Linked DNA regions of Homo sapiens: region 2 is linked to region 1. Evidence: chromatin contacts called from ENCODE Hi-C or POLR2A ChIA-PET data. All regions are on one chromosome and are shown on one strand. Each heading gives the region's core, a stretch centred on a gene start or an enhancer-like site at or near the end of the contact. The rest is flanking DNA. Distances are from core to core; before and after follow the strand shown.

What was found. A loop is a pair of places that touch in the nucleus more often than their neighbours do. ChIA-PET counts read pairs that join two places held with the same protein, here RNA polymerase II (POLR2A). Pooled maps may share reads with other maps.
Region 2: a loop to region 1 is called in a pooled map, with 2.2 times the contacts of the local background. The contact joins two enhancer-like sites. A Hi-C loop is called at or near these places in 1 of 50 pooled maps. POLR2A ChIA-PET finds 5 or more read pairs at or near these places in 3 of 52 experiments (B cell, activated CD4-positive, alpha-beta T cell and naive thymus-derived CD8-positive, alpha-beta T cell).

What each region holds. Positions count from the first base shown.
Region 1 is chr22:39,115,943-39,121,743 of GRCh38, reverse strand. It overlaps the pseudogene COX5BP7. Among named protein-coding and RNA genes, the nearest start is that of APOBEC3H, 22 kb to the right of the region's middle. RefSeq lists enhancers at 3,744-3,893, 3,904-4,003. Within about 2 kb of position 3,688, at least 7 of the 41 ENCODE cell types and tissues checked have a DNase peak (open chromatin) inside an H3K27ac peak, as active enhancers do.
Region 2 is chr22:39,203,086-39,208,886 of GRCh38, reverse strand. No RefSeq gene overlaps it. Among named protein-coding and RNA genes, the nearest start is that of PDGFB, 39 kb to the left of the region's middle. RefSeq lists enhancers at 2,931-2,980, 2,953-3,892. Within about 2 kb of position 3,411, at least 3 of the 41 ENCODE cell types and tissues checked have a DNase peak (open chromatin) inside an H3K27ac peak, as active enhancers do.

The DNA of each region.
Region 1 (5,801 bases), core at 2,439-4,938:
TTTCTTCCTTTCTTTCTTTCTTTTCTTTTTTTTGAGACGGAGTCTCACTCTGTCACCCAGGCTGGAGTGCAGTGGTGCCATCTTGGCTCACTGCAACCTCCACCACCCGGGTTCAAGCAATTCTCCTGCCTCAGCCTCCTGAGTAGCTGGGATTACAGGCGTGCACCACCACACCCGGCTAATTTTTGTATTTTTAGTAGAGATAGGGTTTCACCATCTTGGCCAGACTGGTCTCAAACTCCTGACCTCCACCCGCCTCAGCCTCCCAAAGTGCTGGGATTATACATGTGAGCCACCTTGCCCGGCCTTCTTTTTGGTTTACTGCTCCCTGCTCCCCACATCCCTTGTTTCTTCTCTCCCACTTCACACGGCTCTTCAGATAACTCATGTAAATGATCTTGGAATACAAGAAATATTCTCCATGATCATAGAATTTCAAAGGAACATAGGTACTTGTGCATGAGCATATGTAGGTTTTTTCATTGTTTTATAAAAACAACATCACGTGATGTATTAGGATTCTCTAGAGGGCCAGAACTAATAGGATCTATCTATCTATCTGTCGATCTATCTATCTATCTAATAAGATCTATCTATCTATCTATCTATCTATCTATCTATCTAAAGGGGAGTTTATTAAGGAGTATTAACTCACACAATCACAAGGTCCCACAATAGTCCATCTGCAAGCTAAAGAGTAAGAAAGCCAGTCCAAGTCCCAAAGCTGAAGAACTTGGAGTCTGATGTTCGAGGGCAGGAAGCATCCAGCATGAGAGAAAGATGTAGGCTAAGAGGCTAAGCCAGTCTGGACTTTTCACGTTATTCTGCCTGCTTTATATTCTGGCCTCACTGGCAGCTGATTAAATGGTGCCCACCCAGATTAAAGGTGGGTCTGCCTTTCCCAGCCCACTGACTCAAATGTTAATCTCCTTTGGCAGCACCCTTACAGACACACCCAGGATCAGTACTTTACATCCTTCAATCCCATCAAGTTGACTCTTAGTATTAACCATCACACATGATTATACACATCATTCTGTCCCTTTTCTCAATAATTTCTTGTAGAAATTTTGGCTGCATACTAGTCAATGGTGTGAATGTACCATAAATTACACATTCATCCACCAGTGGGAATTCACTTTATTTCCAATTTATTTACCCTGCAAACAGCATCGCACTACTGATGACAAGCAGGCAACTGCGTTGGAGAGGGAGGTCATCATGGCTGCAAGGAAGGGACCGGACCCATATAATATACTACCCCTAAAGGCAGCTTCAGGCACCAAAGAAGACCCTAATTTAGTCCTCTCCATCACCAACAAGAGAAGAGTGGGCTGCATCTGCGTAGAGGACAACAGTACCATCACCTGCTTTGGGCTGCACAAAGGCGAGACCCAGTGATGCCCCAGCTATGGAACCCATTACAAGCTGGTGCCCCGCCAGCTGACGTACTGAGCACCTGCACCAAGTTACCCAAAATGTGCTGCAAAGTTTCTTCTTTCCAATAAAGAGTAGCCATTGCATTGGCTCCTTCTCCCATTAAAAAAAAAAGAAGAAAGGGCCGGGCGCGGTGGCTCATGCCTGTAATCCCAGCACTTTGGGAAGGCGAGGTGAGTGGATCACCTGAGGTCAGGAGTTTGAGACCAGCCTGACCAACATGGAGAAACCCCGTCTCTGCTAAAAATACAAAATTAGCCGGGCTTGGTGGCGCATGCCTGTAATCCCAGATACTCAGGAGGCTGAGGCAGGAGAATCGCTTGAACCCAGGAGGCAGAGGTTGTGGTGAGCAGAGATCGCACCATTGCACTTCAACCTGGGCAACAAGAGTGAAATTCCTTCTCAAAAAAAAAAAAAAAGAAAGAAAGAAAGAAAGAAAGAAAAGAAAAAAGGCCAGGCATGGTGGCTTATGCCTGTAATCCCACATCTTTGGGAGGGCGAGGCAGGAGGATTATTTGAGCCCAGGAGTTCTAGACCAGCCTGGCCAACATAGTGAGACCCTAACTATTTAAAAAAAAAAAAAGTCACATGCAGATTTTTTTTTTTTTTTTTTGAGACAGAGTTGCCCAAGCTGGAGTGTAGTGGGATAGTCTTGGCTCATTGCAACCTCTGCCTCCCGGGTTCAAGTGATTCTCCTGCTTCAGCTTCCCGAGTAGCTGGGATTACAGGCACACGCCACCACACCTGGCTAATTTTTGTATTTTTAGTAGAGATGGGGTATCACCATGTTGACCAGGCTGGTCTGAAACTCCTGACCTCAAGCGATCCGCCTGCCTTGGCTTCCTAAAGTGTTAGGATTACAGGTGTGAGCCACCATGCCTGGCCTAGTTGTCTATTTGTATCTTTTCCCATACAGACATTTTAGATTTTATGTAATCAAATAGATCTATATTTTTGTTGAAGGTCTCTGGATTCTCTCTTTTAATTATAAGGATTTTCCTAATTTCTGTTTTGTACATGTCTTCTGGATTTTTTTCTAAGATTTTAATTTTTTACATTGAAGCTCTGAGCCATCTGGAATTTATTTTTGCATATGGTATGAAAAAGGACTCAATTTTCTTCCAGATGGATAGCCAGTTGTGCCAGCACCATTTATTAAGCAGTCCAGAGTGTCCACCGAAATTAAGGCTATTGAGGCAGAAATAATTTGATAAAGGTTTATTGGAAGCCAAATGTGATGATCGACCCAGGAAGACACACCAACAAGGTTGGGGGTATTTCAGAGTCTGTCACAAGGTTTTTTTTAGGAAAGTTTAAAAGAAGGAAGGGGGAGCTGGGCGCAGTGGCTCATGCCTGTAATCCCAACAATTTGGGAGGCCGAGGTGGGTGGATCACCTGAGGTCAGGAGTTTGAGACCAACTTGACCAACATGGTGAAACCCTGTCGCTACTAAAAATACAAAAAAAAAAAAAAAAAAATTAGCCAGGCATGGTGGTGCATGCCTGTAATCCCAGCTACTTGGGAGGCTGAGGCAGGAAAATCGCTTGAACCCAGGAGGTGGAGGTTGCGGTGAGCCGAGATTGTGCCACAGTACCACAGCCTGGGTGTCATGAGCAAAAATATATCTCAAAAACAACAACAACAACAACAAAAAACAATGGAGGGGGACTCCTTTCCTTAGAGGGTACAACACAGAGGTTACCATCACCATCATGGGGTACAGATGACATCATACAGGATAAGAATGCCTACACACAAGACAATCAGTCGAACTTCAGACTTCAGCTCACCTTAAAAGAAATCAGTGTCCTATTTAGTGTCTGCAGGTTACACACTGATCAGTACATCAATCATTTGAGAAATTTATGATAAGATTCTTTAGTTGGAGACGCAATGTTACCATCGAGTCAAAAGACTGTTGCAGAACCCCAAAGGGTAGGTTTGAGTACCTGACACGCTGTAAGCCAAGCACTGACATGTGGGCGCTTAGGAGCAGAGAAAGGTTTATTCAATTTGGCCACGGCCTGAGGATGGGAGACCCAAACTCTCGAATCTGACCTTCCTTTGTAAGGTGGGTAGGGCGGGAGGTGAGATTCCCCCATGATCAAAGCTGTTTGCGTCCCTTCGTCAATCAAACTTCTGGACATCGCCAAGGAGGTCGCATGACCTCAGGATCTTCATTCTTCAGAAGCAAAACAAGTTCATGAATCTTGCAGGCAGCCTCCAGGGGGCAGAATGTGACGTTAATCAATTACTAGTGAATTGGTGAACACCCTCTACTTCAATGACCACATGTGGAGGAAGAAAAGAACAGAGAAGAAAATAAGTAACCAACATCTTATGGTTGTTATAGCATAGGCTGGGTTACAGCTCCCAAGGTGGATTGCTTTGGAAGCCTGCTTACTGTTGAACATGACTTGAAGGTTATCAACAGTTATTCATTCAATTACTCATGAATTTTCTGGGCAGCGGGTGGGGGATTCCCCGAACTGAGGACTCTTTCCCGTTTCGGACCATACAGGGTAATGTATAGATGTTGCCATGGCATTTGTAAAACTGTCAAGTCACTGGTGGTAGCGGTAGCGTCTTTTAGCACAAGAATTAATTTTAATTAGCATATAATGAGCGGTGAGGATGATCAGAGGTTTTGGCAGGTTTGGTCCGGGCCTCTTTACCGCATCCTGTTTTATCAGGGGGTCCTTGTGATCTGTAACTTGTGAAACCAGCCCTGCTGAACTACCTCAATATGAAAATAGTCTTAACCTTTGAGAAGAAGCCTTCGGTTCTAATTGATAGCCATATTTCCTGGTAATAATGTTGTAATCAACATCTTTGTATATTCCTTAAGCACTTAAATACTTAAAAAAGGGGGCTGTGTCAACCCTGAAGAGGATTACTGAGATTTTACTCATCTCCGTCCTGCATGATAAAAGAAAAATACATCCTGTTATTCCAGCAAATTGATGTTTTAATTAAGAGATCAAGGCCGGGCATGATGGCTCACGTCTGTAATCCCAGCACTGTGGGAGGCTGAGGCAGGTAGATCACCTCAAGTCAGGAGTTCTAGACCAGCCTGGCCAACATGGTGAAACCCCGTTTCTACTAAAAATACAAAAATTAGCTGGGCATGGTGGCGAGCGCATGTAATCCCAGCTACTCGGGAGGCTGAGGCAGGAGAATCACTTGAATCCGGGAGGCGGAGGTTGCAGTGAGCCGAGATCGCGCCACTGCACTCTAGCCTGGGTGACAGAGTGAGATGCTATCTCAAAAAAAAAAAAAAAAAAAGAGAGAGATTAAAAGTCTTAGATTTGCCTGTCTATTCCTATGCCAGTATCTGTCTGTCTATCTGTCAACGAAAAGAGTCAAACTCTATAAAATATTTGAATAGATTTATTCTGAGCCAAATATGAGTAAGCATGGCCCATGACACAGCCTTCAGGAGGTCCTGAGAACATGTGCCCAAGGTGGCTGGGGTGCAACTTGGTTTTATATATATTTAAGAAGGCATGAGACATCAATCAAATACATTCGAGACATATATTGGTTTGGTCCAGAAAGGCAGGACAATTCGAAGTCAGGGGGCTTCCAGGCTATAGGTAAATTTAAACATTTTCTGCTTGACAGTCGGTTTAGTTTGTCTAAAGACCTGGGATCAACAGAAAGAAAATGTTGAGGTTAAGATAAAAGATTGTGGCTGGGCACAGTGGCTCACACCTGTAATCCTAGCACTTTGGGAGGCCGAGGCGGATGGATCACCTGAGGTCAGGAGTTTGAGACCAGCCTGACCAATACAGCGAAACCCCATCTCTACTAAAAATATAAAAATCAGCCAGGCATGGTGGCACGCCTGTAATCCCAGCCACTCGGGAGGCTGAGGCAGGAGAATCTCTCAAACCCAGGAGGCGGGAGGTTGCAGTGAGCAGAGGTCCACTGCACTCTAGCCTGGGTGACAAAACTAGACTGTGTCTCAAAAATAAATAAAATAAAATAAAATAAAAGACTGTGAAGACCAAGTCTCTTTTGAAGTCTCATAGTGGCTGCCCTTAGAGACAAGAGATGACAAATGTTTCCTATCAGACCTTTAAAAGGTGCTAGACTGTCACCACCGGTAACACTCCAGTCTGGATGACAGCAAGTCTCCTTCTAGAAAAAACCAAAAACCAAAAAACAAAAAACCACCTCTGATCCCCAAGTTTTCCGTGAGACTGATTTGAGTAATAATAAAATTCCAGTCTCCTGCACAGCCTGCTCTGCGTGAATTACTCTTTCTCTATTGCAATTGCTGTGTCTTGATATAAATCAGCTCTGTCTAGGCAGTGGGCAAGGTGAACCCCTTCAGCGATCATATTGGAAAGTAAGTCATG
Region 2 (5,801 bases), core at 2,162-4,661, 87 kb before region 1:
CTACTCAGGAGGCTGAAGCAGGAGAATCACTTGAACCCGGGAGGTGGAGGTTGCAGTGAGCCAAGATTGCACCACTGCACTCCAGCCTGGGCCAGAGAGTGAGACTCTTGTCTCAAAAAAAAAAAAAAAAGAAAGAAAGAAAGAAAGAAAATGAAGGCAGAGACATCTGTCCCCATAGACTATTGTGAGGATTAAAGGAGCTAGGGGCTGTGAAATTACTCTGTGGACTGTGAAGGCTTCAGCTGAGGAGGACTAATGTGGCCTTTCTCCCGGAGACCAGGGCTTCCTTGAGTGAGGATGAAATAAACTGTAGCCAGAGAGAAGAAAGCAACAGGCATGTTTCGGAGCAGAGTCCCGGGCCCAGCTGTCGAGCAGGCCTCACTGCTCCCTCACCTGTTTCTGGGACAGGAGACATGGTTTGAGGGCAGCATGATGGTTGGTCAAGTGCTTGAATTCTGGAGCCCAGCTGTCTCTGCTCCTCCTTAAGCAAGGCCACAGACTGCGTATCCCCTCCTCGGACCCCCACAGCTGCCCACGTGCCCTCATCCCCTCATCAGAGCCCTTGTCCCCACCCTAGGTTGTCATTGCCTGTTTGCCTTGTGCTCCCTGAGACAGGGACTGAGGGTGTCCTCTTCACCCTCACACCTGGCACAGTGAACTTGACCTTGAGGCTGGCCAGACTGCGGCAGGGAAGTGAGTATGGCCAGGGCAGGAGGCAGGACAGGCAGGACCATGTCCTGGGAGAAGGGCGGGGCAGGCTGGGGACATGAGGGTGCAGGGGTGAGGGGTCAGATAGTGGTGACTTTGAGTGCGTGAGAGAGGAGGGGCTCGGTGCCCTGGGTTCTGGCAGGATGGCAAGACCACCTCTCCTCTCCTGAAGAATCAGGCAGTGACTTGGAAGCTGGTTTGGGAGATTGGAGGAGTGACAGCAGGACCATGATCCTGTGGGATGGTACCTGCTACGTACCAAGTCTTGTGTTCGTTCTGGGGATGCAGCTGTGCCCCAGACAAGGATCCTGTCCATGGAAACTCACAGCCTAGCGGCGGAAGAGGGCAACGGAGTGGATGGAGGAATATACCCCTCACACTGAGGTTCAAAGCTGGTAGGTGCCGAAGGGCACTCACTGCAGACCTACTGTGCACCAGCACTACTGAGTCAGGATCTCCGTTCTCTGGGAGCTCAGCTGCAGGGAACAACACTGTGTGTGCATGTTTGCACCCCCTCTCTGTGGGTCTGTGGTGAGTGGCCAGTGTGTGTTCGTGTGTGTACAGCTGTCTGTGGGTGTGGCTGGGAGCTTTTGCACCTGTGAGTATGTCTGTGTTTTGCTGGTAGTATTGTGTGTGTGTGTGTGTGTGTGTGTGTGTAGGAAGGGAGCAGGCATCTGCAGCAGAAGCTGAGGTCTCAGGTCTTGGGGGTTTCTCCCACACACCTGCCCCTTGGCCATGGGGTGGGGTGGGGTGCCCCGAACGCCCTGATACTTTGTGGGAAGAAGGCTGGGCACAGCGGGAATGTTTGGTTTCCTGGGTGAAGGCGGAGCTGGCCGTCTTCCCATGACAGATGTAGGAATGTTTCTGCTATTCAAGGCGGAAGCAGGGGTGTGGGGGCCGCCTGAGGCCTGCCCCAGCCCTGCTCCAGGCCACCTGTCTATGGCCTGGGAAGCAGCTGGGCACTGCTAGGGAGAAGCTTCTAGACCCAGGGCTGACCCTACTCTCCAAGCCCCATCTCCCCAGGAGGCTCAGGTCAGGCCCAATTCACCTCCCTCCCAGCCCCCCAGGACAGGAGAGGAGAATGGAGTCCAGGGTTCAGCCCAGAGGAGGACTCCCATGAGGAGGGGGCTTTGAGGAAATGGGGATATTGGGCGTCTTTCCCTGGCAGCTGAGTTGGGGGCAGCAACAGGGGAACAGCGGGGAAGCATCCTTAGAGGTCCCCCCATCAGTCAGCCCAGCTGCAGACAGCCTCAGGGTACCCTCATTTTCTTTTCTGAGTCCTGGTATAATAGAGCTTCAGAAGAGTCAGCAATGGCAAATTCCTCAAATGGGGAAACTGAGGCAGGGGTGGGGTGCTGACTTGGCCAGGTCGCCCCACCCCCAGCAGTCCTGACCCCAGACCCCCAGCTCTCCCAGCGCACCTGCCGCTCACTCCATGGAGGTTATGGCCCGGGTGGGGTACAGGTAACATGACCACCAAAATCAGCGGTGACCTGGCCTCCACCCTCTGGAAGCTAGCGCTCCAGAACCCCCAGCCCCTCCCTGGGTTTCAAATCCTGCCTTGCCCCTTCCAGGCTTCCGTCTGTGAAGCCAAGTGACTCTTCCCACTCTGTCTACACAGCCTTCCCAGGGATTGCATGTAAAGAACCAGGTGAAGGTTGGGCACAGTGGCTCATCCTTCAGTCCCAGCACTTTGGGAGGCCAAGGCTGGTGGATTGCTTGAGGCCAGGAGTCTGAGACAAGCCTGAGCAACATGGAGAAACCCCATCTCTACAACCGAAAAAAAAAAAAAAAAAAAAAGAGCGTGGTGGTACATTCCTGTAATTCTAGCTACTTGGGAGGCTGAGGCAGGAGGATCACTCAAGCCCAGGTGATTGAAGCTGAAAAAAAAAAAGCGTAGGTTGGGCGCGGTGGCTCATGCCTGTAATCCCAACACTTTGGGAGACTGAGGTGGGCAGATCACCTTAGGTCGGGAGTTCGAGACCAGCCTGACCAACATGGAGAAACCCCATCTCTACTAAAAATACAAAATTAGCTAGGTGTGGTGGCACATGCCTGTAATCCAGCTACTCGGGAGGCTGAGGCAGGAGAATTGCTTGAACCAGGGAGGCAGAAGTTGCGGTTAGCCAAGATCGCGCCACTGCATTCCAGCCTGGGCAACAAGAGCGAAACTCTGTCTGAAAAAAAAAAAAAGGCCTGGGTATTTGAAGACTTTGTGTCTAGGCCAGGGATGTGTTGGGGCCAGGTGGTTATTGGTGATTGCTGGCTGCAGTCTGAACAACCCACATCCCCCACGAAGCCACTGGGAGGCTGTGGGTGGTGACTGGGGGGTGTCCCGGGGTGTGGTGTCGTGGTATTATGTTTGTGAGGGCATCACTTTCCCCCACTGCATCTTAGTGGCTTCCTCCCCTCCAGCTGGAACCTGGGTCCAGCAGGCGGGGAAAGAGCCCACAGGGAGGGGAGCTTGTGAGAGAAGGAGGGCCTTGGTGACTTGGTGCTGATGTGCCTTGTTTTCCGGGCTGGCACAGGCAGGACACCCTGGATCCCCAGCCCTGACCCTGATTGTCCCTCAGGCCCCAGCTGGACCCAAAGTCACTTTCTTAGGTTTGGCTTTGAGACATCTCTTCTCCCTCTCCCTTTTACTGTCTCTCCCCTACCCTGAAGATCAGAGAGGAGGGAGGTGCCTGTGAGTCACCTTGTGACTCACAGGAGGGCACAGCCAGGGTCTGGGGCGGGAGTGTGTGCAGTTGTCCAGTGTGCATGTGCATGTGTGTGTGCACGGTCAGCATGTGTGCATAGGCAAATGTTCATGCATGTATGCTTGTGTGCACCTGTGCATGTTTTGTGAGGGGGCTGAGCTGGGGGAGGGGGAGAAGACATGCCTTGGCTTTCTCACCTTTAAAATGCATGAGCTCTGGCCGGGCGCAGTGGCTCAGGCCTGTAATCCCAACGCTTTGGGAGGCCAAGGTGGGTGGATGACCTGAGGTCAGGAGTTCCAGACCAGCCTGGCCAAAATGGTGAAACCCCATCTCTACTAAAAATAGAAAAAAATTAGCCGGGTGTGGTGGCAGGTGCCTGTAATCCCAGCTACTCGGGAGGCTGAGGCAGGAAAATCACTTGAACCCAGGAGGCGGCCGTGTCAGTGAGCCGAGATCATACCACTGCACTCCAGCCTGGGCGACAGTCTCAAAAAATAAAAATGAAAAAATAAATAAAATAAAATGCATGAGCTCATGGAAGCTGCCCCAACCCGAGGGGGCCACTAAGTCACAGCCAGGACAGGGTGCTTACCTGGAGCAGGTGCATAAGGCTTGGTTATATTGAAAGCGTGAAGAAATATCAAATAGGGGTAGCAAAGCCATTCTGCATTCTAAATAGTTTACATTGATCAAACTAACACTTCTGACACAACTACCATGCAACGGCCATTTGTAGACCCGTGTTTGGGTCTACAAAATCTTGAAAGTTGAAGTAGATCTTTCCTGAATATGAGGCCCAAACTCACAGACCTCCTGGCCTCCGGAGGTTAATAGGACCCTCTGTGTGCAACCAGGAGACCACAGAGGCCGTGGATGAGGGGAAGGCAGGGCGGGGCACTGGCTGCTCAAGCTGGGCTAGGAGCACTGTGGCAAGGACCTCTGTGTCTGTTGCGTTCGTCCCTCTTCCCTCGCCATCTAGAACAGTAGGCTGTTCTAGATGCACAGTAGGCTCCCAACACAGATGGCTGGATCAGTGATGACTGACTGCATGTCCCAGGTATGGAAGATCTCAACTGGGCCATGGCTGCGGGGATGGTGGGAGGGCGCTGGACAGGGAAGCCTGGTTATCATTCCCTCCTGGTGCTGCTGAAGGCCCCCTTTCCTCCAACTTTGACCAAGTGAAGATGGGTGGAGAGCTGACGCCTGGGTTCTAATAGGACAGGTCACTTCCCTTCCCTAAGAATCAGTCCCCTCCCTTGTCTGTAAAACAGGGATGCACCATGTTCCACCTTTGTGGTTTCTGGGCAGCATCAGACCATTCTCTGAGGTCTTCTCTAGCTTCAGGATCCAGAGAAATGGCTTGGGAGGGCTGGGCGCGGTGGCTCATGCCTGTAATCCCAGCGCTTTGGGAGGCCGAGGCGGGTGGATCACTTCAGGTCAGGAGTTTGAGACCAACCTGACCAACATGGTGAAACCCCACCTCTACTAAAAATACAAAAATTAGCTGGGCATGATGGCAGTTGCCTGTAATCCCAGCTACACAGGAGGCGGAGTTTGCAGTGAGTTGAGATTGTGCCGTTGCACTCCAGCCTGGGCGACAGAGCGAGACTCCGTCTCAAAAAAAAGAAAGAAAGAAAAGAAAAGAAAAGAAAAAAGAAAAGGCTTGGGAGAAGGGACTTCTGGAGTAACAGGGGACTTGGAGACAAAAGGAACAGAGGAACAGTTTGTGCCACGAAGACAAAGCATTTCCCAGACGCAGGGGTTTTACAGTAAGAACCCACAGGGTGCGTCTGTGCAATCCCACGTGGATCAACACACGTGGCCCATCCTGACAGTTTTCAAGCCAACCCCACATTTTGGTCTGTGTATTCAATCAGCTATACCTCCCCTCCAGCAAGCTAGGCTGCCGGTCAGCCCCGATTTTTTATCTGAGCACAAGAATGTCCAAGAGTGATGTTCAAATGCCGTAGCAACATTTACATCCAGGGTTCCTGGCTTTTCCCTGTGTTTCCCAGCCAGGTGGCCCTGTAGAGACCCAAACGTTCAGCCACCACAACTGCTTCTTAGAGAACCATGTGGGCTCCTGGTGACTTAGGTACCCACCCTGGTCCTCTCCGGCCATCTGTGTCCTCCTCCACCCTGGAAGTCGGCCAGGATTTGATGTCAGGCTCACCAGTTTACATTTTCTGTTATCAACAACAGTTCCTCCTTTTCAACCTTTCTTTCTTTCTTTCTCTCCTTCCTTCCTTCCTTCCTTCCTTCTCTCTCTCTCTCGCCCGCTCTCTCTCTCTCTTTCTCTCTTTCTTTCTCTCTTTCTTTCTCTCTTTCTTTCCTTGAGACAGAGTCTCATTCTGTGGCCCAGGCTGGAATGCAATGGTGCAATCTCGGCTCACT